2 separate regions of the Homo sapiens genome follow, and region 2 is linked to region 1. The links are chromatin loops, found by intact Hi-C in ENCODE. Cell type or tissue: PC-9. All regions are shown on one strand. Each heading gives the region's core, and the rest is flanking DNA. Links, peaks and the distances in the headings are about the cores only. Region 1 holds the start of LOC105374711 (a long non-coding RNA gene). Region 2 has its middle 16 kb from the start of MTMR12.

What was found. Hi-C counts contacts between places; a loop is a spot of excess contacts. Peaks named below come from ENCODE experiments on the same cell type or tissue, not always from the same donor. Only the 100,000 strongest peaks of a DNase experiment are listed, where the experiment ranks them.
Region 2: it touches region 1 in a loop (2.5-fold over the local background); 10 of 110 quality-filtered maps call a loop at or near these places.

The regions. Positions count from the first base shown.
Region 1 is chr5:32,100,154-32,116,541 of GRCh38, reverse strand. PDZD2 (PDZ domain containing 2) reads right to left here. Exons shown (of 25, transcript NM_178140.4): 24 at 15,303-15,437; 25 at 5,610-8,573. The coding sequence ends at 8,407. It overlaps LOC105374711 (a long non-coding RNA gene), which reads left to right and starts at 8,351. Exons shown (of 4, transcript XR_007058716.1): 1 at 8,351-10,254; 2 at 10,362-10,418; 3 at 12,590-16,388. In PC-9, for the core only: no CTCF peak of the experiment used is centred there; no DNase peak of the experiment used is centred there.
Region 2 is chr5:32,321,024-32,337,411 of GRCh38, reverse strand. No RefSeq gene overlaps it. Among named protein-coding and RNA genes, the nearest start is that of MTMR12, 16 kb to the right of the region's middle. In PC-9, for the core only: CTCF peaks have their summits at 7,657 and 7,858 (motif pointing right); DNase peaks (open chromatin) are centred at 6,041, 7,881 and 10,981.

The sequences.
Region 1 (16,388 bases), core at 5,058-13,057:
TACTTTGTATGGGATCTAACCCAAGATTATCTGCTGTTACTCCTTCTTACATGAAATTGCCTTTCCTGTTCTTTTAGAAGAGAAAGACTTGAGTTGGAGTAGCTTAACTTTAGCCTCTCCCTCTTCTGTTTTGTGGAGTGAAAAGACCTGTATCTGCTCCCCTCATATACTTTTAACTGAATCTTATTTTTTATCCTTGCTCTTGTCCTGCTCAGTTTGGATTCTATTTCCCATAGTTTCTCCTTAGCATGGGGTTTTGAGAGTTCATAGCCCGCATCAGCCCTTTCCTCCTTCATCATGGACTTCACACACTTGCCCACTAGGAGAAGATGAAAACTCTTCCACGCCCAGCTGCTGCTGTCCTGCTGGTCCACTGAGCTTTCCTGGTGATTTTGCGAGGTCATGGGGCCATCACATGCTGTGTTGCTTCCTTCTACTTCTCTTGTACAGATGGTGATTTCAAATTGGTCTTGGTGGTGGTGGTGGCATTTCCCCCACACACTTGTATATTTTGGAGTTTGTGGGGATACCTTTGTATCTAGTTTTATTGTGGATGTTTACTGTGTTTTTCTATATTAACTGTGTGTGTGTGTGTGTGTGTGTGTGTGTTGTGTGTTTCCCGGGTGTGTTAGTGGGGATATGGGGAGAATAGAAAACTATGCCAGTGTTCCTGGCATCTTGCTTGAATCCACTGGGATAGCCCCCGGTAGTTTTTAGTTTGTATATAGTCTGGTTAAATTGTGAGTCTATTGCTTTGTAGATTCTGAATTTAGCTTCATGCTTAGAAGAGCTTATTCACTTTATGATTAAAGGAATATATTTAGGTTTTTTGGGATTGTTTTTGTTTTTGTTTCCTTTCTTGCTTTTAAATCTTTGACCCTTCTGGAATTTTATTTTGATGTCAGGGATTTTGTTGCAAATGGACTAGCTTTTTCCTCTCTCCAAAATACCTAGCCAATTTTCTCAACACCAGTTATTGAATATATTGAATAATCGGTGTGTGTGGTGTTTTGTTTTTGCTTTGTTGCTGCTGATTTAAAATGCCCCTTTTTTTTGAATTTGGAATTACTATATATTTGGGTCTGTGTTCTAGTGGTTTGTCTGTCTAGTTCTATAGTAGAGGAGCCAACATTTTAATTATTACAGCTTTCTGATAATATTTTAATACTAGTTCCCCTCTTACTCTGTCTTTTCAAATTTCTTGTGGCTATTTTTGTGTGTTTATCCTACCAGATGAACTTTAGGATAATTTTGTCAGGTTAAAGAATTTGAGATTATGATTGGACTTATAAATTAGCTTGGGGAGAATTGAGATCTTTATAGTATTGAGTCATCCTGTCCAAGAAGCTATACATATATTTACCCCCCTTTTTTTAGTTATCTCTTACATCCCTTAATAGAGTTTTATAATATTTTTAGGTCTTGGCCAGTTCTTGCTAAGAATAAATTTATATTTTCAGTTGCTGGCATTCATAATAGAGTATTTCTCCCATGGTATATTCTAACTGGTTATTATTTATAGAAGAGCTGGTGGTGGCTCACGCCTGTAATCCCAGCACTTTGGAAGGCCGAGGTGGGCGGATCACAAGGTCAGGAGATCGAGACCATCCTGGCCAACATGGTGAAACCCCGTCTCTACTAAAAATACAAAAATTATCTGGGTGTGGTGGCATGTGCCTGTAGTCCCAGCTACTTGGGAGGCCGAGGCAGGAGAATGGCATGAACCCATAAGGTGGAGGTTGCAGTGAGCTGAGATCGCGCCACTGAACTCCAGCCTGGGCAACAAGAGTGAGAGTCCATCTCAAAAAAAAAAAAAAAAAGCTGGCCGGGCACGTTGGCTCACTCCTGTAATCCCAGCACTCTGGGAGGCCAAGGCAGTTGTATCACGAGGTCGGGAGATTGAGACCATCCTGGCTAACATGGTGAAACCCTGTCTCTACTAAAAATACAAAAAATTAGTAGGGCGTGGTGGCAGGCACTTGTAGTCCCAGCTACTCAGGAGGCTGAGGCAGGAGAATGGTGTGAACCTGGGAGGCAGAGCTTGCAGTGAGCCGAGATGGCGCCACTGCACTCCAGCCTGGGCGACAGAGCGAGACTCCGTCTCAAAAGAAAAAAAGAAAAAAGCTGTTGTTTTGGTGAATGTTAATTTTTGTGGCCACCATACTGAATTTTACTATTTTAATAGTTTTTCAATTGGAACTTTTGTGTTTATATGTACCCAAGTTTTGTCATGTGCAAATCATAATACTTTTGCTTTTGTTATTTATAGCTGTTTTTAAGAATTTTACATAATTGGGCCTGGTACAGTGGCTCACACCTGTAATCCCAGCACTTTGGGAGGCTGAGGTGGGAAGATCACCTGAGAGGAGTTCAAGACCAGCAACATAGAGAGGCCCTGTCTCTACAAAAAATAAAATAAAATGTTACCTAGTTATATTGGCTTATACCTCCAGAACATTGCTTTTCAACAATCATACTTTTGAGCATCCTGTGCATGTGTATTCCTGACGAATGGGAATGTTTCTGGAGTTCCTCCATTAGAGCATGATGTAGGCTTTAGTGTCTGTTGACATCATCCATTCATTCAGACAGAGCTTCGCTCATCACCCAGGCTGGAATGCAGTGGCACGATTTCGGCTCACTGCAACCTCCACTTCTCGGGTTCAAGCGATTCTCCTGCCTCAGCCTCCCGATTAGCTGGGATTACAGGCGCATGCCACCACGCCCTGCTGATTTTTGTATTTTTAGTAGAGATGGGGGTTTCACCATGTTGGCCAGGCTGGTCTCAAACTCCTGACCTCAGGTGATCCACCCGCCTCGGCCTCTCAAAGTGCTGGGGTTACAGGTGTGAGCCACTGCACCTGGCCTCTGGACATCTTTCATGAAGATTCTTTTTCTCTTTTGTCCTGTTAATGTAACATACTACATCTATAGATTCTTAATTTCAAAGTGTTCACATATTCCTGGAATTAACATCAATTGTGCATATTTTCTTTAATGTACTGCAGAATTCTATTGGCTAACATTTAATCAGGATTTTTCAAGTTCATCTTCAATGTCACTTAGATGTCTACAATTTTATTTGACTTGTTGCTTCTAATGTGGCTTTGGTTTGGTAAGGTGATTGTTTTAGTTTTACTTCTACCAGATCTGTATTAATCTCATTAAGTTTTCTTACTGCTCTTTTGAACTTGTGCTGCTTAGAAGCCACGTTTACTTAAGTACATTGAGAGTACAAAACAGTTTATATTTAGAATTTTCCCGAGTCATCTTCCAAATTATATATTTACTTCTTTTTTTTTTTTTTTTGAGACAGAGTCTTGCTCTGTCACCAGTCTGGAGTGCAGTGGCGTGATCTCAGCTCACTGCAAGCTCCGCCTCCCAGGTTCAAGTGATTTTCCTGCCTCAGCCTCCTGAGTAGCTGGGACTACAGGCACGTGCCACCATGCCCAGCTAATTTTTGTATTTTTAGTAGAGACGGGTTTCACCATGTTGGCCAGGATGGTCTCGATCTCTTGACCTCGTGATCCACCCGCCTCGGCCTCCCAAAGTGCTGGGATTACAGGCGTGAGCCACCGCGTCCGGCCTCCAAATTATATTTTTATCTGCCTTTTGCATAATTGTATTTCACTCCTTGTATTCTCCTCCCTTCTCTTCACCTGTTCTGAATTCGTAAGTAGGACCCTTGCTGAATTTGATTGTTCAGTGGGGATAAGTGAATTCTACTAAGCCTGCCATTTGCCCAAGATTGATCAGTGGTGGATCCTTTATAGCTCTCTGTGTTTAAGCATTGTTCAAATCGTCTCTTAGGACAAGAGAAGGAAGTTGGGGACTAGCTGATTTTAATCTTTGAGATACCCAGCTGTTTTGAAGGGATCAGGAGGCTGTGTGGAGTGATGGTGGCCATGGCATTTATGGGGTGAGGGCGAGCTGGGGCAGCTAATCTCTTACTGAATCAGTTAACTGCAGGTTCCTGTTTGGTGGGGGCTCCCCTCAAATCTGGCCTGCCACCCCTGACCTCAAGTGATCCTCCTGCCTTGGCCTCCCAAACTACTGGGATTACAGGAGTGAGCCACCGTGCCCAGCCTGGTTTTACATCTTACACATGGTATGTAGTTTTCCATTTCATATAATGGGTTTGTGGCTATTTCCATTTTAAAACTACCAGAGTTTCCCTCTGTATTTGTTCATTTCATTGGGTTTCGAGGAGGGGAATTATGCAAACAAGCACTCTGTCTCCTAGGAAAAAGCTCTACCCAAGTAGGGGCAGGGAACCAATCAGAATTTCAATTTTGGGAAGTATATAGAAAATCAGGCAGGCAACAGCTTGTTACGTCCAGAGAAACTCTGTGGTATTGAATGGGGCCAAAATGATGACAAATGGCTTTCACAGGAGATTTCTAGGTAAAGAACCGGTAAGGACTGGGGATTAGGATGCTGTGACCAGCAGAAACAGACCTGAAGTGGGGAGGGTGCTAGGTGAAGCAGAGTTCCTCCCGTCTGAGGCCAGGTCACATGCTGGGTCCTGTTCTGAGATTCCTGCAAGAGGCCATCTTGCCTTTTTCCTTGCGTTACTGTAGGTTGGTATCTCCATCTTAAAACCAGGGCACCTAAATAAAGTAGATGCTTTTTTTTTGAGATGGAGTCTCGCTGTGTCGCCTAGGCTGGAGTGCAGTGGCACGATCTCTGCTCACTGCAAGCTCCGCCTCCAGGGTTCACGCCATTCTCCTGCCTCAGCCTCCCAAGTAGCTGGGACTACAGGTGCCCGCCATGACGCCCGGCTAATTTTTTTTTTTTTTTTTTTTTTTGTATTTTTAGTAGAGACGGGGTTTCACCGTGTTAGCCAGGGTGGTCTCAATCTCCTGACCTCGTGATCCGCCTGTCTCAGCCTCCCAAAAAGTGCTGGGATTACAGGCATGGGCCGCCACGCCTGGCCAAGTAGATGCTTTTTATTGAGCTCTGTGAGGTAGGATCCCAGATCATCCAAGTAGGAGGGGGAAGGTGAATGGGTAGGGTTTTTGAGAAAAAGAACATTATTGTGAAAAATGAGAGGAAAAACTGACAAGGAAACAAGTGCTGAGTGGCAGCGAGGGTCCAGTTAAGGCTGGAAACTGTGAATTTACAGCAGCAGCGTTCTGTCTAGTTGTGGGATTTTCCTCTAGGAATACGGTTATAGGAACCAAGATGCTGGCTATTTGGAAGGGTCCAGAATCGCCTGGTAAGACACAACAGTGGGGCAAGGGATCTAAGCCTGTGGGCTGGGCAGAGTTTGCTGTGCTACGCTAGGGTTCTGGTCTGAGAAGGGAATGGAAGGGTGGAGTTCTGATAGGGAGAAAACTGTCAAGGGCTTTTTGAAAGTGAAGACGTGGGAGGAAGTGACCAGGAGGCTGGGAGCGTGTGGTAAAAGAGTAGGATGTTCAATTGTAAGAAAGATTTAGAGGTGGAAAAGTTTTGGATTGTGTCAAGATTGTGAGTGTGGCCTGGAAAAGGGTGGCTAATTTGAGTTCTATTGCCTTTGTACCTCTGATGCATTTAGGTGACAATAAACATTTCTCATCTCAATATTACTCTATTATTAACAAACAAACAGCCAAAAGAGAAAAAAAAAATCAAGTAGTAAGCAGAGTGTTTATTTTTTTTAAAATTACTTAAAAAAGGTTGTTTACAGAGATGTGGATTTATATAACTTGGTGACAACATTTTTAAAATGTACAGGCTATTTCATATTATTGCACTTACTCTTTAATATATAAGGCATTTTACTTTACATAAATAAAGGTTAATGTATAATATCATACAAAGTTATGGTGCCAATTAAGTCAACCATCAAATTCAATGAGATGTGTGGGAAGATGGAAATGAAACCCAGCCTACTTTAATCTTCATGGTATATTCTTGCAACTACGGTTTACTTGTTATAACACATATTTATTTACCCTCATAGCTTATTGTGAATGACTGACCAGTTAAAAAAAAAGAAACAATGACAGTTTTAGTAGGACAATACCATTAGTGTTCACTTCAGAAAGTGTGGGAATTTATTAGGCTAATTAGAAATACTAGTCATGCCTTGAACACTGAAGACAAATAAATAGCTTTCTATCTATCTTAGGGTCAAAGACAGTTTAGCTTTTGCTTCTTCCCTTAAATTTCAACTGTTTGTTGGCGAGGGAAACCTTCTGGCAAGATGTAGTAGCAGTGGCTGATGACTTTAGCATAGTGTATGTGGTAAGCCAGAGGTCTACCCTTGTACTCCAGATATGAGGATTAAAAAGACTTGCGGAAGGAGACCATTCCATTTGCTCCACATTGCACAAGAAATTCCTGTCTGTTCACATAGGGCTGTGCGTTTATTAATTAATTATTATTAGGCACAGCTGTAAGAGTGGAGGCGAAAAGCAGTTTTCAGTGTTGTTGACTTGAAATAGTCTTTGATTTAGGCAAGAAAGCAGAAACCACAAAACTGACCCCAGAGACTGAAAAACAATCAATCAATATCTATCAATCAAGCATGCACCTTGCACTGACTTCCTACAGTATTCTACCTGTAACTGTAGTGAAAAGTAGAAGTAAAATCAATAAGACCTTTCTAACTAACTCCTGTACCATATTTTCCTTTGTATTGCCAGTTGATGAGAAATCTGGACTCAGACAAGCCAGCTATTTCTCTCTCATCTGAAGGACCTCTCTAGGCCGACTTCAAAGATGTTTAGTGGGATTGGTCATTCAGAAAAATGATGATGTACAAAGCTGATGGCTAAAGCCCCTCCATGAATCTGGGGGTCACAGCCATAGACCCAAGCTGTAGGTTATTTAAAGAAGTATCTCCAACATAAAATCTTAGTGTCATGCACACAGGTATGGCAAATGCACTCTCCACTCATGTTGTCAGGGCTCAACGGGTTGGTTTGTGCCACTGAAGACGACCTGGCTTGTAACTACATTTCTGCTCCTTTACCTTGACTCACCCTGTTTCTCCTCCTCTTTATGACCCGATGAGAGTTTGGAATTATTTACCTAAGAAAATAAGGTACATCATGAGGAGAGAAAAGCCAGCTATGTGACGACGAACGGAATATCCAATCGGAATAGCTACTGGGAAGCAGCTCATGCCACCAGAGGAGGAGTGGCCAGAGTGAGTTTCCCAAGTAGCGTGAGTCACGACAGTCTTCTGTAGGAAAACATTTTTGGCAAAAGGAGGAAATTGCAAAGCGGGAAAACGAAAACAGCAAAAACTTAAGTCACTGCAGTTGTCATTATACTAGGTCAAGAAAAGAGATCCAATACTTAGAATGTTACATTTCTTAAACATGTTGGGAAAGAGGGAAAAAAACCAACCAGTCTCCTAAAAGGATTCCATTAAGCTCCTCTATTTGGATTGTACATACATTGTCTATAAATCCAAGGACACTTAGAAAGATACTTGATTTCTAAAAATTTAGTTTAAATTCATGGTTGGAGTGCATAAAATTCAGAAATGGAAACCCAGTGACTGACTGACTTGTGATATTTTTGTCTGCTCTTGGACTGACCAGTCTTGAATTCAAGCACTTATCAAGACAGGTTCAAAAACTAGTTGTAAGGTGCTTTTAGATGTTGACCTTTCTGCTCCCTCTAAGCAGTGAAGCTCATGGCTATTTAATACAGCTTATCAGAAGTGCTATTCTGTAAAACAGCCTTATGGCTTACACTTTTGAGATAGAAAATGATCAATACTTCATGGTGATCAATAACCTATTGAGTTGAACTTTGCATACGTACATTATACATTACACTCACTAAAAAATACTCTCAATTAATTATTTTGCTTTTTCCTTTTTGGACAATTCCTGAGCTCAGCCTAACAGGTCATAATTCATTTTTTTAAGTAAGTCTTATTCTCTTTTCAGGGTAACATATACAGACCTACATCTCCTCCTTCCATTGAATGTGCCTAAAAGCATTCTGTCATTTACTTACAAAATCATACAAAATGATTGATTGTCCTCTTAGGTGTGACATTTGTGTCCCCCTCAGACTTTTAGTTCCCTGATCACCAGGATTGGGTATGTTGGGAGAGCTGGCAAGAAGGAAGCAAAGGTCTAGCTAAATGTTTGTTTGTTTCAAATAAAGAAGGGTGTGTCACATCTTGTATCCCCATCAGTAAACATAACATAAAGGTAGGGGACAGGCACTGGAACGAAGGAACCCTCCCGGCCTGGGTGACGCAGGTGGAAGGCTTCTGGAGTTAATTTCATTGCTGTTGCACATACAGTTAAGTCAGGCTTCATGTGTAAGCACAAGCTTGGAGATTTTTATAGTCCGTGTCTGTACCAGTGTTGGCCATTTCAACAACCTGTGGTTTAAAGAAGTCACTCTGATTTGCTAAAGAAAGAAGAGAACTGAGAAAATGATTCTTGTTAAAATTCATGAAGAATTCCTATGCTTTCTAATTAATAACTGCACAGGTCCTTCTGGGACAGACTTCATAATATTCCAGGCATCAAAGTGCATGAGCCCAACCAGAGGTTTCCCATTAATAGCAAGAATTTCATCTCCAGCTTCTATTATTCCAGCTTGTTCAGCCGCACCACCTACGAGAATAAACACAGAATAATTAATAGCTTGGCAGTTTCATAGTATTCAAAAATCCTAAGTAAACTAAAAACTTTTAAGTGATAAAAATATCTAAATAATATATTATTGAATAGAGAAATATTTCTTAGAACACAAAAAGCATATATCCATAAAAGTAAACTGGTCTACAGAAAACAGTGCAACTCTAGCCCTCCTGCCGCCCCTCCAAACATAATCTGTAAGATAAAAATAAACTGACAAGGGGAAGATACTCTCTATGTATTTAATCAACAAATGGTTAACATCCAGACTAAAGAGCTACAAGTCAACAAGAATAACACAAAATAAAGTTGGGGTAAGGAAATCAACAGCTGAACTCCAAACAGCCAGTAAACACAGAAAAGCAGGTTCAACTTTTTTTGTTGTTGTTGAGACGGCCTCACACTGTCACCCAGGCTGGAGTGCAGTGGTACAGTTTTGGCTCGCTGCAGCCTCCGCCTCACTGGGCTCAAGCGATCCTCTCACCTCAGCCTTCAGAGTAGCTGCTACCACAGGCATACACCACCATGCACAGCTTTTTTTTTTATATTTTTGGTAGAGATGGGGTCTTGCCATGTTGCCCAGGCTGTCAGCTTCTAATTGTTAACAGATTCTGGCTGATATATGCAAGTTCTGAGAATCAGTGATTATGTGCTCATTAGTGACCATGGGGACTACTTACTTACAGAGTTTAGCATGTTCACATTATAGCTTTGTCTAGCTTTGTATGAGCTTTGAAAAAAATGCAAGTGTAAACCCTCCATTTACGTTCTCACACATATACTTCTAAAGGTACACCAGCTATGGAGGCATCTTATGGAAAAAAAATGGCATTGAAAGAAAAAGTCCCAAGTGTGAAAAAAATTTTCTCAGAAATTTTGATTAGACCTCAAAAGACTGAGCAGATGTATCGATTTCATCCTAAATTACTGAAAGTCGTTATTGAAATTATTGAAATAAATATTATGTGATAAAAATACAGCTTGGAAGAAATCCAGCCCACACAAGGACAAAAACATTTTCTGTGGTAAATGATAGAGGCAGTTAGTTACATTAGAAGAGAGACCTCACCAATATCAGCCCTGTAGTGGGCCCCAGGAAAATGATTTGGTCCCTAGTCCTTGCTTTTCTTGAGATAGATACATTTTTGGAAGGACCAAAGAACCAATTATATTTGTGTTAACTTAGTACCCAATGTCCTATTCTAGCATATTAACCGAAGGCCTTCAGGTTATGTGAAACAAAAGAATTTTGTGAGTGTTCACCTGGGCTTCAGGACATGGGAGGTTCCAGGCAACCAGAACAGCCTGACGCACACTGAAGGAGCAATCAGACTGGGTTTGGTCTCAAATCTGTGACTTCAGGCAAGTTACAGATTTCTCCAAACTCCAGTTTTCTCATCTGCAAAATGGTGATGATGATATCTGTCTTGTTATCTTACTAGGTTGTTAGAAGGACTGAATGAGATGAAGTAGAGGAAAGTCTTCTAGGACAGGGGTCCTCAACCCTTGGGCCACAGACTGGTGGCAGGAGGGCTGCACAGCAGGTGAGCAGTGGGTGAGTGAGCAAAGCTTCCTCTGTTCACAGCCTCTCACCGTCACTCACACTACCACCTGAGCTCTGCCTCCTGTCAGATCAGCAGCAGCATTAGATTCTCACGTGAGTGTGAACCCTATTGTGAACTGCATATGCGAGGGATCTAGGTTGCATGTTCCTTATGAGAATCTAATGCCTGATGATCTGTCATTGTCTCCCATCACCCCCAGATGGGATGCCTGGTTGCAAGAAAACAAGCTCAGGGCTCCCACAGATTCTACGTGATGGTGAGTTGTATAATTATTTCATTATATATTAAAATGTAATAACAGAAATAAAGTATACAATAAATGTAATGCACCTGAATCATCCTGAAACCATCCCCCACCCAAACCCTCACCATGGAAAAATTGTCTTCCACAAAACCAGTCCCTGGTGCCAAAAAGCTTGGGGACTGCTCCTTTAGGAAACATTCAGTGTTGTACAAAGCAGAGGTTTGCCAGCTTTTGGACTTTTTACACAAGAGAGAAATAAATTCTCTCGTTTAAACCACTGCTATTTTGGATTTCCTATTACATGAGGCCAAACTGAATCTTAACAGATTTGAGCAGGATATGTCTCTCTCTCCATTTACTCATAGATTTTTTAAAATTGTCCTTTAGAAAGCTTTTATGCTTTTTCCCAAAAAGGTCTTGCATAGCTTTTGTTGAACACATTCTTAGGTTCCTTATGCTTACCATGAATTGGTGTCACACAGTGCACAATCTGCATTTGGCTTTTTTTCATTCAACACTGTTTTTGAGCCGGTCCCAGTTAGTATATAGAGAGAGGTGTAATTTATTTTTTCAACTGCTATTTAGCTTTCCTTTAGATGAATATATTTTATTCTGCTACAGATAGAAATTTAAATTGTTTCATAGCTTCCATTTTCGTAAGCACTGCTAAAATTTTCCTTAAAGATTAACCAGTAGATACTTGCACGAGAAAAAAAATGTGTTTTCCTTTCTCCACATCCTTGCCAACACATCATAGTATGAGATTTTTTATTTTTGGCCAACTTGATAGATTAAAAGAATGATTTATAATATTTCTAATTTTCATCCAATACATTTAAGTTTGAGCATCTTCCTGTGTTTCTTGGCCACCTAGGTTTTAACTTCTGTCCATTTGCTATTGCTTTCTTTACCCAAACTTTCTCTCTTGTATTTTTCTTACTGAATTATATAGTTCTTCATATATTCTGGATTGATTGATTGATTGATTGATTGTTTTTTTTTGAGACAAGGTCTCCCTCTGTCACCCAGGCTGGAGTGCTGTGGCACAACCATGGCTCACCACAGCCTCGACCTCCTGGGCTCAAATGATTCTCCCACCTCAGCTCCTGAGTAGCTGGGACTATAGGTGCGTGCCGCCACACCCGAGTAATTTCTGTATTTTTTGTAGAGGTGGAGTCTCGTCATGTGGCCCAGACCGGTCTTGAACTCCTGGGCTCAAGTGATCTGCCCACCTTGGTCTCCAAAGTGCTGGGATTACAGGTGTGAGCCACGGTACCCTGCCTATTCTGGATATCAACCCTTTGTTTATTAAATATATTGTAAATATCTTCTAATCACTTACTTTTGAATTTGCTTATAAATTTTGCCATATAATGAACATTTTATATGTTTTTTTTTTTTTTTTTTTTTTTTTTTTTTAGATGGAGCCTTCTCTGACCCCAGGCTGGAGTGCAGTGGTGTGGTCCTGGCTCACTGCAACCTCCGCCTCCTGGGTTCAAGTGACTCTCCTGCCTCAGCCTCCTGAGTAGCTGGGATTACAGGCATGCACCACAATGCCCAGCTAACATATTTTTAGTAGAGACGGGGTTTCACCATGTTGGCCAGGCTGGTCTCTAACTCCTGACCTCAGGTGGTCCACCCACCTTGGGCTGCTTAGGAGGCTGAGACACCAGATTCACTTGAACCTGGGAGGCAGAGATTGCAGTGAGCAGAGATTGTGACACTGCACTCCAGCCTGGGTGACAGAGCTAGACCCTGTTAAAAAAAAAAAAATTCTTTATTATTCAAATGCTTGTTCTGTAATAACCTTACTCAAAGAAATCAGTCTTGCTATATTGTTTTCTAATGCTTGAGCTTAAAGACACAGGAAAACAAAATGAACAGAAAACCTGTACTCATGAAATTTGTAAATATGAAATACGAGATAAGGTGAATCCTGACCTCAAGTGATTCGCCTGCCTTAGCCTCCCAAAGTGCCGGGATTACAAGCATGAGCCACCATGCCCGGCCAGATAATGACATCTTTAGTCTCACTAGTTTCCAAAGGTGGGATCTGCCGTATCATACTCAGAAATACTTGAATGGCTTTCCCCAAGAACAAAACCACAGGCTTGCACACGAGAGCATCTAAAGCGCTAGTCTGTGGGACTGACAATTTTCTTCTTCTCTATCCATTTCCATAGCAGTTTTCACAGATTTGTGGCCAGATGCTAGAGACAAAGGCTGAGAAGTTGTCCAGGACGTCATATTCTTGCTTTGCTGGAGGCAGATCTGAAGGATGTCATCTCTCCTGTGGCTTCTTCTAGTGTGGGGTCCCGAAGCCTGGCTTCCCCAGCCGATGTGCTGCTTTAGTCAGCGTCTGCCCTGGTCCTTCGGTTCGCAGGCTCACACGCTTTTTTGGGTTGTGTCCCTTTGGACTGCAGAGGCTACGTGTCCTGTGACCAACCACGAAGGCGGCCACTCCCGCTCCCCTCAGGAGTGTCTTAAAATACCTCCATTTTAGCTACCCTATTGAATGACAGGTTAGCTGGGTGCTGGGTTTTCAGGTGATGGACATTTTCCCTCAGTCCTCTGAAGGTGTTGCTGGCTTCAGGCATTGATGCCGCCACTCTGATTGTTGTATGCAGTGAGCAAACTAGAATTTTCTCTTGGCTTTCTAGATTTTCTTCTTTATATTCTGAAACTTTATTATATCAAGGTTTGAATTTTATTTTTTTTGGAGACAGGGTCCTACTCTGTCATCCAGGCTGGAGTGCAATGGTGCAGTCCTGCTCACTGCAGCCTCCAAGTCCAGGGCTGAAGCGATCCTTCTGCCTCAGCCTCCTAAGTAGCTGGGATCACAGGTGTGCACCACTCTGCCTAACAAGGCTTGTTTTTTGTTTGTTTGTTTGTTTTAAATAAATACATTCAGATTGTTTTGCCCCTTGATGAGTTTTTCAGTCTGCATAGTCCTGTCATTTTTTCACTTCTGGAAAATTCTTAGTCATGATTTCTGCAAATATTTCCTCTCATTCTGTTTTTTCCTTCTGGAACTCTTTCATTACCTTTTTGTAGTCATCTCTTTATTTCCCTATACTGCATTTTTTAATGGTTTCTTCTGTTCTGTTTTTACAAATTCTATCTATCTTCACATGGATTTAGTCTATTTTTTACTTTTACTCATTAATTTAAAAATACATTTAACTCCATTTTCACTAATGAGGGTGTATGTGCATTTAGTTTTTACTTTTAAAGAAGCAGGGTCTTGCTCTGCTGTTGAGGCTGGTATTGAACTCCTGGGGCTCAAGCAGTGCAAGGAGCTGAGACTACAGGCATGCGCTACCACACCCAGCTTGCATTTTGTTTTTTTTACATATTTGCTTGCTCCTTCTGAATACCCTCTTCGGTCCTGTTTCATGGGTAACATTCCTGCCTCTGTCATGAATGGGGTGTCCTGTTTTTCGGGTCTGCTGGCAATGGATGTTGCCCTGTACCCTTCGTCTGAGAGCTTTCTGTTGTGAGGGCTCTTATAGTCGAGTTGCCACATGCTTGCCTGAGCCTAGTTCTCCTCCTTCTGCTGCTCTGTCAACTTGAACAGTTAACTTGATGAGTCTGAGGTTTTCTCTTCACCCTGGTACCATAGGTTCACACATAACAGAGACCTGACTCCTGATTTATGCCTGTCTTCTGCTTGCTCCGGGCGTTGGGAGCAGGCAGCCTATCCTGGCTGCCACTCGAGTAACGCAGACCTGTTGTGACCACAGTTTACTGGCAAAAGAGCAGGTCCCAGGCCTCTGCATCACGAGATGCTTCGCTCTGGCTGCCCACAGGGGTGCTGAGCCCCTGCTCCTGGGTGGGCACTGAGTCTGCAGCGCCCCTGCTCCTGGGTGGGCCCCAGCCTGCAGTGCACATTTCTCTGTCATCCTCCGCTTCCTCTGGGCCCCAAGGATGCAGCGCTGCTTACCACAGAGGCTTCATTTCCACTTTTGATCCATAGAGGGGTTTTTTTTTAAGTGTAACTATACATTTTTAAAAGTATTTTTTCCTATTAACACTATAGGTCAAGAGTGGAGAGAGGTTTTGGGATTACTATGCAATTGTAGAAATATCTCAAGGTCATTAACTAGATGGTCATTTAAAGAAACAACAATCCTTAGCTAAGAAGAATTGACCTTGTTATTTGCTGACCTACTTACTCTGTTACATACTGTAACTTTAAATGGGTTTCTGATCTATTTGCAAGTATAATTACATATCAATATTGTTCATACAATTATACTGTTAATATTATTAGTACAATTATGAGTTAATATAAGATTTTGAAAAACCGCCCAAGACCAAAAAATGAATTATGCAAGTTGATAAAGAGATGGATATTTACCAAGCATTTCAATAATATCTATCCCCCATCTTTTTTTTCCCACAAAGGCTATGCTTGGACTGTATTCCTTTCTTGCAGTCTAGCATTTACAAGTGTAGTATTTTAAGTCAATGAGATCTTGGCCAGTATTAAGTACTCCTGACTGGCAAGTCTAGTGATGTTACTTAGTGTGGTGTGTTCACATCAGAGAGAGGGGCCCGGAGTAAGGAACTGCTGCAGTACAGGGGTCAGGGACAGATGCTCTGGGGCCAGACTGCCTGGGCTGGAGCCTGGTTCTGCCACTTACAGCTGTGTGACCCTACGTGCCTCAGTTTCTCCTTTTGTAAAATAGGGATAATGATGACACCCACCCAATAGAGTTGCCACGTGGATGGCATGAGTTAATACATGTCCATACAGAATAAACCTTGTATGTCACAAAGCATTAAAAACAGTTTAGGTTTTTTGATTTCTAAATGGAAGGCATTTTTTTCATTGAGACATCCATGGAAAAATGACAGGTGAGAGAAGGCTGACTGAGTTGTCTAGAACATTACCTTTGTACACTCTTTTAATGACCAAGGGCCCATCTCCCGTCACCGATGATTTTCCCCCATCCAGACTCAGTCCCAGCCCAGCCGAGGTCTTCAGCACTTCAACACACAGAGCATCGTGTACAGCCACACTTCTCCCTGCAGCCGCAGCGTGCACCAAGATGAAAATGACAGGGTTGTTCATCATGCCACATGTCCAAGTCCCCCAGGATGCATCGCCTCCAGCCCCATGTACTTCTGGCACACTCAAGTCCCATCTACCCTGGGGCACTTACTTACTTATAACAGCACTTGAGCCCAGTAGCACTGTTGGCCTCCCAATTCTGGGGCTGCCCTCCTGGCTGTGTTGCTGCTGTACTTGCATCCTTTGTTCTGTGTTTTCTGCAAGCATTGGCAAATGCTTTTATGCCCAAGCAGAAATCCCCAGAAAGCAAAGTGCTCTTGTTAAGCCCCCCACACCGGCTGTGCACTTCTCAGTGAGGACTGAAGTCACACTTGGGGACTCCAAATTTGATTTTCTGCCAACCCTGGCTGCTAATGGCAGCAGCAGATCATCCTCTGGTACCAAGACTTGGCAGCACCAAAATGCCCAGTCTCATGTGAGACTGTTAGAATGGACTCCAAAGCCCCCAGGAACCCAGAGAGCTTCCTGCCTCCCCGCTCCTGCCACTCCTGCTCCTGCAAAGGGAAACCCTGCCCCTGGCTATGGCTGTCTTCACAAACACACTCGCTGCCTCTACTGGCATCTTGCTCCACTGTGAGGAAATGTGTTTCCATGGTGATGCCGGCTCTGTGTGCTGGTTTCGGGATAGTGGGCTGGTTTGAATCAGGATTGTAAACTTGCCTTGTACTTCCCTCCCTTGCCTGCCTACCAGCCAAGGACGTCAGAGTTGACTGCAAAGGCACACTTAGTTAATTGGGAGGCAGAGGAAGGACCACGGATGGATTAAACTGCCTGCTTCCTCTGTTCACTGTTCACTAGGGCTGAAGCCAAGCTAGCATTGTCTCCTTTGGACATAAAGGCCAGTCCATTGTCGTGGTTTAAAGAAGGCCACTCCACAGGGTCTGAAGGACATTTACTAACACTGG
Region 2 (16,388 bases), core at 3,185-11,184, 220 kb before region 1:
AATACTTTACCAGATTTTCATGGTAAATCAACTGATACTGAAATCACTTAAATATACAATTCAATAAACTCCATGGTCTAAGTCAAATTACCCATGATAATCCATCAGTTATCAGTACTATGCACCTAATTTAGAAAAACAACTGGTATTCAAGAAGACCTAAGTCTAATATTAATTAAACATGGACTTATGGAGAACCAAGAAGCCCACCTTGTCTTTCCTGAGTTCTTAAAACTTTTGTTACTAAAAGTTATGCATTCCATGACTCATCATGGAAAAGATTAAATAATCCAAATTAAATATATTGGTGTGGTAACTTATAAATTGCTAAAATAGTTTATAACCAATGTTTGGTTTGTCAAACGCATATTCCTGTGAAGACAGTCAAAGCTTCAGGTACACTCAACTACCTGATGGGTCATTTAAACGTTTATAAAGAGATTTCATTAAATCATCATTTTCAATACATGTTTTCTGATTATATAAAACCTTTCCCATACAAGAGGACTGATGTTATAACACTAAATTATTATGCCACAGTATATTTTCACCAGGTAAAGAAAACTTTTTATGATTCACTGAGGACAATCAACTCCTTCACAATCTAGAACCCAAAGATTGCAAGAAAGACCCTACTTGCCATTGAAGACTAAGCTCTAATTTTTTTATCTTGCCCAAATTCTTATCCAAGGGGTCTGAGGAGTCATGCCCTACAAACCATAAATTCTCATCAGATGGGTTTTATTTAACCCTATATTCATGACTTACTTTCCAACCTGACTCTGGCATTACAAGACAAAGAAGAAAATCAAAATATTGTACCCCAAAACATGTTTCTTTGCCATATCTTGAAATGGCCCTGAAAAGCTGTCCTTTGTGGGGGAAAATTTGCATCTGTAAAGAATCTCTATTAATATAGCTAGATTTTTTTCTTCCAGGCTCTCCCAATCCTAAAGAGATTAACTGAAAGTCTAGCACCTTTTAAAGATCTGAATAGGCAACACTTGTCATCTATTGTCTCTAAGGGCAGCCACTATAAGACTTCAAAAGAACCTTGGTCTTCACAATCTTTTATCTTAACCTGAACGTTTATTTTCTATTGATCCTAGGTCTTTAGACAAACTCGACCAGTTGTTAACCAGAAAATGTTTAAATTTACCTATAGCCTGGAAGCCCCCCGCTTTGAGTTGTCCCACCTTTCTGGATCAAACCAATGTATTTCTTAAATGTATTTAACTGATGTCTCTATGCCTCCCTAAAATGTATGAAACCAAGCTGCTCCCCGACCACCTTGGGTACATGTTCTCAGGACCTCCTGAGGGCTGTGCACAGGCCATGGTCACTCATATTTGGCTCAGAATAAATCTTCTCAAATATTTTACAGAGTTAGACTCTTTTCATTGACACCATCCACACTGCAACAAAACTTCAAGACCTTGAACTTTGAGTTTATAATCTTACAACTGAGAAGAGTCCCTCCACACTCTTGGAACTGTACACCCATTAGAACCCTGAAGGTAAAACTAACCAGGGAAATTTATCCCCAGAAAAAGATGAAATCCTTGATGTGAACAACTTTTCCCAAGATCACAGATCAAGACTTCCACTATCATGAGACTCTTATCTTTGAATACTTTTTCCTTATTTATGCCTCTATAAACAATAGAGATGAAAAGGGGATGTTATGCACACTTATGGGATATACATTTATTTGTAAATGATTTTACAGCCAGCCTTATACACAGATAACCTTATACCTTGACAGATAAAAGATAAAGACCCAAGGTAGGTGAAAAACTTTAATGGTACATACGTTGCCTCATAATCAGTCAGAAACAGAACATTGATTCATTCCTCTTAATCCACATCATCGGTTAAAGATAACATTGCCAAGAGGCCTTCACTCTCCTAAAAATACATCATTTGTTAGGTTCTTTTCCCACGGTTTGGAATAAAAGAAACAATGATTAGAAATCTATCCCTTATGATAGGCTCTATAACGAGTTCTACTGTAAAGACTATAGTTACCCAACAGACTTTAAACTCTCTCGTAAAAATTATGCTAAATTGTAGAATTGACTAAACAGAAAAGTATCTGTACAGCTACTGGCACTTGTGGCCTATAGAGAAATACATCAAATGTAAATTATCAAAATTCAGTTGTAGGGAATTAATGAAAAGACCACTTAAGCGAGTAGACTCTTCATGTAACTCATTCTTCGATCTATTTGATTTTAGCTGGTTTCATTTATAGAGACCCTGAATAAAGAACATACTCCAAACTCTTGGTATTATCCTCCCAATAGTCATAATAATAGTCTCCCTGGTACACTGTATTCTCTCAGAGGCTTTAAATGTTTACATACAGCCATCTCTAAAATGTCAAATTGTCTCTCTTCAACTGGAATGACAAAAACTGAAAGAAGTATACGGCCATGAGGACACTATAACCTATGAATGACATACTGAGATCAGAAATGCAAAATGGTAGTAACTGAGAGTGACGCTAAGGCCCTAAATTGTGGTCACACGCTCACCTAAGTGAGAACCTGACCAAAAAGGGGGAATTTTTAAACAAAATTATGGGAGGCCATTGTTTTGGACTGAACTCATATACTAGACCCCAAACAGACCAAACTAAACAAAAGTGGAGTCACTCATGCTAAACGTGACATAATCAAACTAAAATTTTAAGGAAACACATAAACACTAAACCAGAACACACCAGGTTTTGTTTTTCTTCTAAAAATGGGACCTTCCAACATAGGTAGATACCCTCTACTCAGTCCTTGCTCCTACCTTTGCAAAACTCACTGTTCTGTTTCCCAGTGGGTTTCAAAATCAAATAAATACATTTATGATGGTGATAGTGACATCAATGACTAAAGTTTTAGTCAATCTTTTAAAATTGAGAAAATGACCAAAAGGAGGGAATTGTTAAAGCAAACTAAATATGGCCCGAGAAGGACTCCATTCTTCTATATTTGAGTCCTTGCAGATGTACTGTAACCTAGCTTAATAGACAAGATTGAAAACCTAATTCAGGAGCATGAGCGCTTATAACAATAGCTGAGTCTTGGCCAATCCCAGTGGCCATACTTCAACCACTCATAGACTGCTGCATGTTCAGACTGTGTTCAAATAGGACAAACGCCAACCTGTAACCATTCCAGCTGTTTTTTTGTTTGTTTGGTTTTGGTTTTTTTTTTTTTTTTTGAGGCGGAGTCTCGCTCTGTCACCCAGGCCGGAGTGCAGTGGCGCGATCTCCGTTCACTGCAAGCTCCGTCTTCCGGGTTCATGCCATTCTCCTGCCTCAGCCTCCCAAGTAGCTGGGACTCCAGGTGCCCGCCACCACACCCCACTAATTTTTTGTATTTTTTAGTAGAGACGGGGTTTCACCGTGTTAGCCAGGATGGTCTCGATCTCCTGACCTTGTGATCCGCCCGCCTCGGCCTCCCAAAGTGCTGGGATTACAGGCGTGAGCCACCGTGCCCAGCCCAGTCCAGCTGTTTCTATACTTCACTGTCCATTTCTGTGCATCATTTCCCTTTTATTGTCTATAAATCTTTTTCCACCATTTGGCTGTGCTGGAATCTCTCTGAATCCACTGTAATTCTGGGAGCTGTCCAATTCGCAAATTGTTTTTTGCTCAATTAAACTCTTTTAAATTTAATTCTGCTGAAGTTTTTCTTTTAAAAGTGTACAGAATTATAAATTCATGTGTGTGTGTATATATATATATATATATACTGAAGCATTATTGGCAAGTGTGCAACATTAAAAACAATTGAAATTGTCCCATAAGGACTTTAATGAAATACAGCCCAATCATCTAAATTAATATATAGACCAGTAAGTCAAAAGGAGAGTGCTGGCTGGGTGTGGTGGCTCACACCTGTAATCCCAGCACTTTGGGAGACTAAGGCAGGAGGATCGCTTGAGCCCAGGAGTTTGAGACCAGCCTGGGGGCACAGTGAGATGTCATCTCTTCAAAAATTTTAAAAGTTATCTGGGCATGGGTTTATGAACATATAGTCCTGGTTACTGGGGGACTGAGGTGTGAGGATCCCTTGAGCCCGAGAAGTCGGGGCTGCAGTGAGCCATGATTGTACCACTAAACTCCAGCCTGGATGACAGAGTGAGGCCCTGTATATATATTAATTAATTAATTAATTAAAGGGGAGTGCCTCATTTTTAAATATCATTCCTTTTTCAATCCCTGTTACTCATGAGATGTGTCAACTCCTCAGGAATGTTAGGTCAGGAAAAGACGAAATAACTATGTAGGCGAATAACACATGAAGAAATCTACTTTATAATGTTTGATGAAAAAAAATCAGGTCATAAAACCAGGTGTAGGCTGGGCGCGGTGGCTCGCGCCTGTAATCCCAACACTTTGGGAGGCCGAGGTGGGTGGATCGCTTGAGGTCAGGAGTTTAAGATCAGACTGGCCAACATGGCGAAACCCCGTCTCTATTAAAAATAAAAAAATTAGCCGGGCGTGGTGGCACACACTTGTAATCCCAGCTACTCGGGAGGCTGAGGCAGGAGAATTGCTTGAACCTGGGAGGCAGAGGTTGCAGTGAGCCAAGCTCGCACCACTGCACTCCAGCCTGGATGACAGAGCCAGACTCCATCTCAAAACAAACAAACAAACAACCAAACAAAAAAACAGGTGTAAATCATTATTCTTTTTTGTTTGAATAGACATGAATATACATATAGACCACTCTTCCCCAAAATGTTCTTGTGTTTACCCTGTGTAGTATGATTATGGCTTGTTTTCTTTGGGATTTTGATTTCTATTTGATTAAAATTGCTAATATCTAGTTTCTAGGATTTCTGTAATTATTTTTCCTACTTAATAGTGAATTAATTAATAATTCTTAAATAATGATGACTTAATAATTCTCTTTTTTTTAAAGCTGTAAGCTGGGCACAGTAGTGCATGCCTGTAAGTCCCAGCCATTCGGAAGGTTGAGGCAGAAGGATGGCTTGAGGCCAGGAGTTCAAGACCAGCCTGGGCAACATAGTGAGACATTGTCTCAAAATAAAATATAACATAAACTTTAAATTTAAAAGGCGTAAAACTTATCCTAAGGATAAATTGCAACATGCTTAAGGATAAATTGCAAACTTTTTAGCATGGTATTCAAAGCCCCATCAACTGTGGCTCCAACCCGTCCTTCTTGTCTTGTCTTTGACTTCTCCCTGTGTTATAACCAACAGTAACCTCCAGAGCAAAGTCCTTGCTCTCACCTCCCCACATATATGCATGTCCTGCTTTTTTTCTGAGTTCAGCCTCACAGACCTTTGTGAGATGCTTCTTCTCTGACCGAGTGTGACAGAGTCTTTCCTCTGGGATGGGGAAAGGTGTTGTCTTGGTGACATGAAGAGACCAGTAAAAAAGGAGAACAGAGCTTTCTAAAAATGAATGGATTACTTCTCTGCCCCTACGTTGTTCCAAACTGAGTTTCTCTTGTCATTTTCTTTTCAGTTGATGTCGTCTCACATGAGGTGAGAAAATAAATGGACTCCTCCCGCTCCCCGCCCCCTTTCTGGCTCCCAGTTCAGCTAAGCCATAAAACTTCTTTTCAGACAACTTAAACGTGTGTAAGATATTTGCAGTGTCTGAGGTTGCCTTGTTTGGTGCTGTACTTGGCTGCTCTCAGAACCCGTTCCAGAGGCCAGGTGAATGAATGGTGAATAGACTCCAGTGTTCTGGAGGGAGGTAGGGGGACAGGGAAATGGCTGATCATGAACAACGCCCAAGCAGAAAAGTTAGTCTATAAAATACAGAGATGTTTCTTTGCAGCTTAACAATTTCTATTCCTTATGTTCTCTTTTTTACCTTTGGACAAAAAGGATTTTTAAAAAAATTGTTTGATTACATTTTAACCTTGAGGCAGATGACCTTTACAAATATTAAACAGTGGGCCTTTCACAACCTCCGGGTTCTTTTACAGCCACCTGAACAATAAGCCCTTCAGCTCTTCAGTGAGTAGGAACGGTTAGCCAAGCCCAAAACAGGTCTAACTGCACTTTAAGCAAAGATCCAGTATCCCAGCAGGGAGGCACGCCTGGCCTGTTTTTATTTGAGAAGGTTCTCCCAACCCCTAAGTCAGCAACAGCTTCCTTCTTTCTAAGATCATTAGGCTCCAAACACCAGCAGCCCTCCTCTGCGGAAAAGAGGCGTCTTCTCATTCTTCTTCCAGGTTTTCAAACCCTATTCAGCCCTGAACAAAATTTGGAAGGAAGAGAAGATTGTCTCAGTGTCATCTTCCTTCAACTTGAAGAACAGACAGCCTGGTTGTTCTCACCCTTCCCTGATCAGCTCAGCCCAGCCAGAAATTCTCAGATCTAAACTTCATGCTTTGATCTCAGATAAAATCCAGAAGAACACATTATTTTTATTTGTGATGCGCAGCCTTTGTTTGATTGAATGACATGTAAAGCATTTAATTGTGTCAATCTTAATAATTTGAGACATCAACAAGCTTCTTCATTCCTCCCTCCTGGATGGAGATCATCCCTAAGTCAGATGCCTGAACTTGACCTCTATTATCCTGGAATGAGTCAAGAGAAATTTAAATGGGGAGCACAACAGGTTTTTCTAGCTGCTACTTCCCTCTCCTACATCCCAACTCTCTTCCCTCCCAACATGACCAGGCACACATACACATACACGCACCATGAGGGCTCTGAGCCAGGAGAGAGACAGGTCTGGAAAGAGCGCAGGGAGAAGGAGGTAGTGTCATTCCACTTATCACCTCCCCACAGTTTGCCTGTCATTTGGGGGATATGAGAGAAGAAGGGGCCTGAGTCCTGCACCTCTGTCTGAGAGTTTTGTAGCTGATGGACCTCCTGACCAACTCCCTCGACCCTGCCACACACGCACGCACACACATACTTGCATGCACACACACACACACATGCATACGCATGGTATGGAGTGGTTGAAATGGAGCCATGGTCTTTCCAGGTGCTGCAGAGCTTGTCTCTATGTCTCCCAAGTTTTCCACGGCCCTCAAGTGAGACACAGCAAGTAATTAGGAGAGAGAGCCAAGGTGCAACTGGGAGGCCGCCCAGCAGAGGAAATGAGCACACCGGTTCAAGGACATGGCATAAGCCAGCCAAAGGGTGAGAAAGGACTTAGCTGCATCTCTGAGGAAGCAGCGAGCTGCACGGGAGCAGGAAGGAGTGATGGCAGGCCTGAGTTAGCACCCTCCAAGCCAAGCACCTTCCCTGCCAAGGAATGGACAAGCCCAGCCCTGGGACCCAAGTCAGGGAGATGGGCAACCCCACCCATCCCATCCCAAATAGAGGCTCTGCGCACTCCTAGAGCCTTCAATTCAGCCCAAAGGGGAGAGGGAGGAAAACAGAGAGAGGAGCTGGAAATGAACTGTGACTGGCTCATAAGGCCTGGATTGACAAAGAAAAAGCTCAGAAATAACCACATTCAGTTGCCTACATCAGACCACTTGGCTTAGAATCAAGGTTCAGAAGTTACATGGTCGGAGTAAGTGTCAGGGTGGCACTGACCAGCACTGTGATCCTGGGCGAGTTGTTTTACTTCTCTGGGCCCTGTGACCCCACCTTCAAAATGAGTTTTCTCCCAGCCCTGGGAGTTACAGTTCTATAGCGCCCAGGTGGCCTGCAGCTCAAGCCGAGTTTCCACTCCATGCCTGATGTGGTTGTGGGCCCAGTAAGTGTGCCCAGAGGAGGCCTGGTGACAGAGGGCAGGGAAGGACCAGGCCCAGCCTCCTTTGTCATTTTCCTTTATGCTGTGCAGCTACGTGGGAGAATTTCCCAGTCTGTGCTGAGAATACCTTTCTTGCCACCACTTTTGAAATCGTCCTGTAGAGGGCACAGTGTCCTCGTCCCCGCGGCTCCCATGGTTCAGTCAAGTCCTGAAGGCTTTTCTGTCCATCTGCTGATCTACTCAAAGCACTGAGGACGGCACTTTGGGAACAGGGCATATTGGGGAGCGCAGGAGGGGACTTTGACCGTGAGGAGCTCGCAGTAGCTCTCAAGAAGAAAAGACACGGACCTATACCAGTCAATCCGAGACATATTCACGTGGACAGACTAAGATAGCAAACAGATTCTAGATGCTTAAGAATTCAGAAAGAGGCCGGGCATGGTGGCTCAGGCCTGTAATCCCAGCACTTTGGGAGGCCGAGCCAGGCGGATCACCTGAGGTCAGGAGTTCAAGATCAGCCTAGCCAAAATGGTAAAACCCCATCTCTACAAAAATACAAAAATTAGTCAGGCATGATGGCGAGTGCCTGTAATCCCAGCTACTCGGGAGGCTGAGGCAGGAGAATCGCTTGAACCAGGGAGGCAGAGGTTGCAGTGAGCCGAGATCACGCCACTGCACTCCAGCCTGGGTGACAGAACAAGACTCCATCTCAAAAAAAAAAAAAAAAAAAAAAAAAAGAATTCAGAAAGAGGGCAGGGCGTGGTGGCTCATGCCTGTAATCCCAGCACTTTGGGAGGCTGTGGCGGGTGGATAGCTTGAGGCCAGGAGTTCGAGACCAGCCTGGCCAACATGGCGAAACCCTGTGTCTACTAAAAATACAAAAATTAGCCAGGTATGGTGGTACACATCTGTAATCCCAGCTACCTGGGAGGCTGAGGTGGGAGGATCGCTTAAACCTGGGAGGCGGAGGTTGCAGTGAGCCGAGAACACGCCACTGCACTCTAACCTGGGCAACAGAGCAAGGCTCTGTCTCCAAAAAAAAAAAAGAATTCAGAAAGAGTCTAACTCTAGACCACTTCCAACAGTCTCTAAGGAAGATATTAAAAGAGCTGGTAGCACTGAGAGTAGACATTTGGATGGGATGACTTGGCGACCCACGCCAAGACAGGCAGAAACAGAAAATGGTAAAGTTCTTGGTAAAGGCTCATGTTTTAATGTTAAAATTTAGATTATTTTAATTCCTACTATAAAATGGCTAATATTATCTTATACAACTTTCACCTCAGTTAAAAAAAGCTACACTGAGACAGCAAAAAAAATTAATTTATTTACTGTTGGGGCTAGGAAATAATTCTCATGGCTCAAAATCCAAAAGTTTAAAAAGGGCATTTTTTTTCCAATAATTTCTCCAAACACCCAGTTTCCTTTTGTTTGTTTGTTTGTTTGTTTGTTTGTTTGTTTGTTTGTTTTGAGAGAGAGGCCTACTCCGTCACCCAGGCTGGAGTGCAGTAGTGTGATCTAAGTTCATTGCAACCTCCACCTCCTGGGCTCAAGCAATCCTCCTGCCCCAGCCTCCCAAGTAGCTAGGACTACAGGCATGTGCCACCACGCCAGGCTAATTTTTGTATTTTTTGTAGAGATAGGGTTTCACAATGTTGCCCAGACTAGTCTTGAACTTCTGAGCTCAAGCGATCCACCCACCTCAGCCTCCCAAAGTGTTGGGACTACAGGCATGAGCCGCCGTGGCTGGCCCAGTTTCCCTTTCTTTTCTTTTTTTTTTTTTTTTTTGAGATGGAGTCTCACTCTGTCACCCAGGCTGGAGTGCAGTGGCGCGATCTCGGCTCATTGCAAGCTCTGCCTCCTGGGTTCATACCATTCTCCTGCCTCAGCCTCCCGAGTAGCTGGGACTACAGGCGCCCGCCACCACGCCTGGCTAATTTTTTGTATTTGTAGTGAGACGGGGTTTCACTGTGTTAGCTGGGGTGGTCTCAATCTCCTGACCTCGTGATCTGCCCACCTCGGTCTCCCAAAGTGCTGGGATTACAGGTGTAAGCCACCACGCCTGGCCCCAATTTCCCTTTCTAAAAGCAATGAATGTTATAGTTCCCTTTGTATATATCCAAAGACGTTCTATGCAAATATAAAGAGATAGGTACCACTGTGGGAGGCCGAGGGGGGAGGATCACCTGAGGTTGGGAGTTCAAGACCAGCCTGGCCAACATGGTGAAACCCTGTCTCTACTGAAAAATACAAAAATTAGCTGGGCATGGCGGCATGTGCCTGTAATTCCAGCTACTCAGAAGCTGAAACAGGAGAATCATTTGAACCCGGGAGGTGGAGTTTGCAGTGAGCCAAGATCGTGCCATTGCACTCCAGCCTGGGCAACAGAGTTAGACTCTGTCTCAAAAAAAAAAAAGAAAAAGAAAAAGAAAAAAAGAGATACATGTAGTCTATAATCCACCCGTTTTTACAGATGCATACTGCTCTGCCCCTTGCTTTAATCACTCACTGTATCTTGGCTTTCATATAATATATGTCAACACTCTAAACACGTTATATTTATTAACTCATTCAATCCTGTGAGGTAGTTCCCATTATCATCCTCACAACCACTTTTATAGGTGAGAAAATTGAGGTCCAAGAAGATAAATGCATCATTAAGGGTCACATATTTAGTAACTGGTGGAGGCAGGACTTGAACCTAGGCAGTCTGAGTCCAGAATATCTGCCTCCAACCATGAAACTTTACAACCTTTACACATGTATATCTGTAGGCTAAACTTTTAGAAGTCAAAGCCCTGAGATGGTTTATTTATTTATTTATTTTGGAGACAGAGTCTTGCTCTGTCACCCAGGCTGGAGTGCAGTGGCCCAATCTCAGCTCACTACAACCTCAGCCTCCTGGGTTCAAGCAATTCTCCTGCCTCAGCCTTCCAAGTACCTGGGATTACAGGCACACACCATCATACCTGGCTAATTTTTATGTTGTCCAGGCTGGTCTCAAACTCCTGACCTCAAGTGTTCCCCTCAACCTTGGCCTCCTGAATTGCTGGTATTACAGGCATGAGCCACTGCACCAGGCCGTGAGACAATTTTTGATGTACATTGCAAAATTACCTTTCCTCTTGTCCCATCAGTTGACACTCACACCCTAATGGATGAGAGTCCTCATTTCTGCAGTCCTCACTGAGGACTCACTTAATATTGTAGTGTCAGTGGTTGGTTAGGTGCTCGTGATAAAGGAGACCATCCCTGCTCTTGAGAACTTCCAGTCTTATTAGGAGAGGCTAAGAGGTGAGTCACAGTGACCACTGGTAACCCCTACTTGATGAATAAACCAACCAGGTCATTAACTTGTGCTTTGAAGAAGGCAGAATACAGATCACAAAGAGTAGGCTCCTCAAGTCTCCCACCATGCGACCAGCTTAGGTTGTGTATTTTTTGAAACAGCAAAAAAATGAAAGCAAACAAACAAAAATCAATAAATCACCACAAAGTCTTCCCAGCAGGCCCTCATATTATGACACCACAAGATTAAGAACAATCCAAATGCTTTTTCATCCAGGTCTGCTCCTCACCATCTTCACAGGAGGGCTGAAAGACCCTTTGTTGCAGTAAGAGGCTAAGAAATTTTCTAGTTCCAGTGAAAGAAGAGAGAAGTCTGCAGACACCAGACCATTTGCTAAAGGTGAATTTTGGCAAGAGGCATTTTAGTCCTTGAATATATATACAAATTATATATACATAAAAACAGGTCCTAGTTTGTATCCACTTAAAAGTGCAGGCAGGAGGCCCGGTGCAGTGGCTCACGCCTGTGATCTCAACACTTTGGGAAGCCAAGGCCAACAGATTGCTTGAGCCTAGGAGTTTGAGACTAGCCTGGCCAACATGCTGAAACCCTCTCTCTATAAAAATTAAAAGAAAAGAAAACTGCAGGTCTAACCAGGGTGCTAGAGTTTTGGTTTCTGGTTTTTTTTTTTTTTTTTTTTTTTTTGAGATGGAGTTTCGCTCTTGTTGCCCAGGCTGGAGTGCAATGGCACAATCTCGGCTCACCACAACCTCCACCTCCCAAATTCAAGTGATTCTCCTGTCTCAGCCTCCCGACTAGCTGGGATTACAGGCATGAGCTACCACGCCTGGCTAATTTTTGTATTTTTAGTAGAGACAGGGTTTCTCCATATTGGTCAGGCTGGTCTTGAACTCCTGACCTCAGGTGATCCATCCGCCTCAGTCTCCCAAAGTGCTGGGATTACAGGTGTGAGCCATCACACCTACCTAGAGTTTTAATTCTTGCTTCTGTGCTGAGTCAGTCACTGGCCTCTCTGCGTTTCATCTAATGAATGCCATTTCACTCACTCAGGTGAAAATATTTATTAAATTCCTGCTATGTGCTAAGCACCTGTTAGATACATATGAGTAAGACACACAAATAGGCTGCTTCAAGTGACTCCCAAGAGGAGGAAATGCAACTGGCTATGCTTCAACCATCTGCCACAGTAAAATGCTCCTCGCCACAGCTGGGAGTGTGCTGCTGCCTGTCAGTTTCAGTTGTCTGTGGGAAGAAATGGAGCTGCCTTTGGTCTGGCATACATTTCTACGTGAGCTAAGATTTGTTCCTATTTATAATTCTCCAAGAAAGCTTAGGGAAGCATTAAGAGAAAGAAATGTTCATGAAGTATTTTCTGTAAAGTAAAATATTTCAAAGTCCAGGGGCTTCCATCCGTGTTTATGAATAGATGGAAAATTATTTGACCTCAGCATACAGGAATTTGTCAATCAGTTGGGAGACTCTCCCAAGGAGATTTGACCCCACACCCTAAAGACCAAGTAAAAATATGCTGATAGCTGGAGAACCTTAAAAGCAAGATGGAAAAAAATATAAATAAATAAATAAAAAGCAAGATGGAAGCAGATCTCAGTTTGTCCTCTGTACTCATTCCATTTCTGTTTTTCTTTCTTTCTTTTTTTTTGTGAGACGGAGTCTTACTCTGTCGCCCAGGCTGGAGGGCAGTGGCACGATCTCGGCTCACTGCAAGCTCCGCTTCCCGGGTTCACGCCATTCTCCTGCCTCAGCCTCCCGAGTAGCTGGGACTACAGGCGCCCGCCACCAAGCCCGGCTAATTTTTGGTATTTTTAGTAGAGACAGGGTTTCATCGTGTTAGCCAGGATGGTCTCGATCTCCTGATGTCGTGATCCGCCTGCGTCGGCCTCCCAAAGTGCTGGGATTACAGGCGTGAGCCACCGCGCCTGGCCCCCTTTCTGCTCTGTAAAGAAAGTGTGGGAGCCAGGCGCGGTGGCTCATGCCTGTAATCCCAGCACCTTGGAAGGCTGAAGCAGGTGGAACACTTGAAGTCAGGAGTTCAAGACCAGCCTGGACAATGTAGTGAAACCTCGTCTCTACTAAAAATACAAAAATTAGGGGGGCGTGGTGGCGCATGCCTGTAATCTCGGCTACTCAGGAGGCTGAGGCAGGGGAATGGCTTAAACCCGGGAAGCAGCGGTAGTAGTTAGCGGAGATTGAGATCGCGCTGCCACACTCCAGCCTGGGCGACAGAGCAAGACTCCCTCTCAAATAAAAAAAAAAGAAGGAGAAAAAGAAAAAGAAAAAAGAAAAAAAAAGCGTGGGTTTTCATCACTGCATCAAAACTGATTCTGGAAGTGAAATGGGAAAGTTCCCTTGTCTCCCTCGAAGGGCGTGCGATGGGGGTGTGGCTGTCTCTTTGGTGCCCCACTGCTCAAACCCCTAGGGGGAGCATGCAGATGGGCAGGCTGTGGGGCTCCGACCCCACGACAGTGCCTAGGGCTGAATGCTTACAGCTCCTGAAGCCCTAGTGGGCATGTGTTACAGGGAGCTCCTTTAGTTTAGCCATCCATAAGTGGCTTGTGTAGTCAGCTCAATTAGACCCTCTGCCTTACCGCGAAGACAGAGGGCTTTCTGTATCCTGGGGTTTCTTGCCTTGGTGTACCAGAAGAATCAGATCACACGTAGGCTTGGAGAATGAGCGCAAGGTTTTATTGAGTGGAAATAGCTCTCAGAAGATGGGGGACCCAGAAGGGGATGGAGTGGAAAGGTGGTTTTCCCTGGAGTCAGCCACTCAGTGGCCTGGCCTCTCCTCTGACCGCCTCTGCCAAACTCCGCCTCATTCTGCTGGTTGATGGCTTGCTGGCTTGCCGGTGTCTGTCGGCGTGCTCTTACGCCAATGCGTTCCTCTCAGCGTCCAGCCGCCTATGTCTTCCGCTGGTGTGTTCCTCTCATATCCAGCGCCTTTTTTTTTTCTTTCTTTTTTTGAGACAAGAGTCTCGCTCAGTGGTCCAGGCTGGAGTGCAGTGGCGTGATCTCGGCTCACTGCAACCTCCGCCTCCCGGGTTCAAGCTATTCTCCTGCCTCAGCATCCCGAACAGCTGGGACTACAGGCGCCGGCCACCATGCCCGGCTAAATTTTTTTTTGTATTTTTAGTAAAGTCGGGGTTTCACCACATTGGCCAGACTGGTCGGATCTCCTGACCTTGTGATCTGCCCGCCTGGGCCTCCGAAAGTGCTGGGATTACAGGCACAGGCCGCCACGCCCGGCCGATGTTCATCCACTTATGTGCATGCTCACTAGGGTCTTGGGGTTTTTATAGGCACAGGATGGGGGCGTGGTGGCCAGGGTGGTCTTGGGAAATGCAACATTTGGGCACAAAAACAGAAATGCCTCTCCTTACCTACGTCCATGGGCACAGGCCTGGAGTGGAGCCCTCACCAGCATGCCTTAGTTCATTCCTACTGCTCTACCAAAATGCCTTCGACTGGGAATTTATAAATATTAGATATATTAGAAATTTATTGGCCGGGCGCAGTGGCTCACGCCTGTAATCCCAACACTTTGGGAGGCTGAGGCGGGTGGATCACTTGAGGTCAGGAGTTTGAGACCATCCTGGCCAACATGGTGAAACCCCGTCTCTACTAAAAATACAAAAATTAGCCGGGCGTGGTGGCACGTGCCTGTAATCCCAGCTACTCCGAAGGCTGAGACAGGAGAATCGCTTGAACCCTGGAGGTGGAGGTTGCAGTGAGCTGAGATGGTGCCACTGCACTCCAGCCTGGCGAGAGAGAGAGAGACGCCGTCTCAAAAAAAAAAAGAAAAGAAATTTATTTCCCATTGTTCTGGAAGCTGAAACTCCAAGATCAAGGCGCCAGCAGATTTGGTGTCTGGTAAGGGCTGCTCTGCTTCTGAAACTGGCCCAAATGTCCTATAAAACTGATGTTTATGGTTTCTTTGAATAAACATAGAAATTGATCTTCTCAGTCTGTTTTTTTTTTTTTTTTTTTTTTTTTTTGAGACACGGTATCTCTCTGTTGCCTAGGCTGAAGGCTGAAGTGCTGAAGTGCAGTGGCACGATCATGGCTCATTGCAGCCTTGATCTCTCAGGCTCAAGTGATCCTCCCACCTCAGCCTCCGGAGTAGCCAGGACTACAGGTGTGTGCCACCATGCCTGGCTATTTTTTGTATTTTTCTAGAGAAGGGGTTGTGCCACGTTGTTCGGGCTGGTCTCAAACTCCTGGGCTCAAGGGATCTGCCTGCCTCAGCCTCCCCAAGTGCTGGGATTACAGGCCTGAGCCACAGCATGGCCACATCCTCCCAGTCTTAAAACTTGAGAAAGTTATATTTGTCTTATCTGAGTTCCTTTCTCAGGAAACCAACCATCAGTCCTCCCAGAGAGTAACAAGGAACTGAAACTTACCAGATCACCACCTCTGGACAATGAGATGCCAAACTCCTCACCTGTCATGATTGCCTAACTGACCACTTGCTTCCTCTTAACCAACTTCTCTTTCTTACCCCTCCCTAATTCCTGTTTTCCCACACGTGGTCACATTTTTTTCCCCACTATATAAGCCCCTAATTTTAGTTGGTCAGGGACATGGATTTGAGACTGATCTCCCATCTCCTCGGCTGCAGCACCTGAAAAAGCCTTCTTCCCTGGCAATACTCACGTCTTAGTGATTGACTTTCTGTGCTCCAAGCAACAGAACCTAGACCAAACCCCTGGCATTTTGGTAACACTTCAAGCTGGTGCCTTCTTGCTGTGTCCTCACATGACTGAAGGCAAGGCAACCCTCTGGGTCCTCTTCTATAATGGCATGAATCCCATCCCTGAGGGCTCTGCCATCATGATTTAATCACCTCCTAAAGGCCCAGCTCTTTTTTTTTTTTTTTTTTTTATTGAGACAGAGTTTCACTCTTGTCGCCCAGGCTGGAGTGCAGTGGCGCTATCTCAGCTCACTGCAACCTCTGCCTCCCGGGTTCAAGCGATTCTCCTGCCTCAGCCTCCCTAGTAGCTGGGATTACAGGCGCCTGCCACCACGCCCAGCTAATTTTTGTATTTTTGGGTTGGCCAGGCTGGTCTCAAACTCCTGACCTCAGGTGATCCGCCTGCCTCGGCCTCCCAAAGTGCTGGGATTACAGGTGTGAGCCACTGTGCTGGGCCAGGCCCACCTCTTAATGCTATCATATTGGCAATTAAATTCCAACAAATCAATTTTGGGAAGGACACATTCAGACCATAGCAAAGCAGCTGGCCTTTCAGTCTTTAAAAACTTTCCTCACTTGTTAGCTATAGTTTTCTGGAAGTATATGGATCTAGTAGTAGTGTTGATGGCAGCAGCGGGCCATCTGGAGCAGCCACTGCCATCACACCGGCT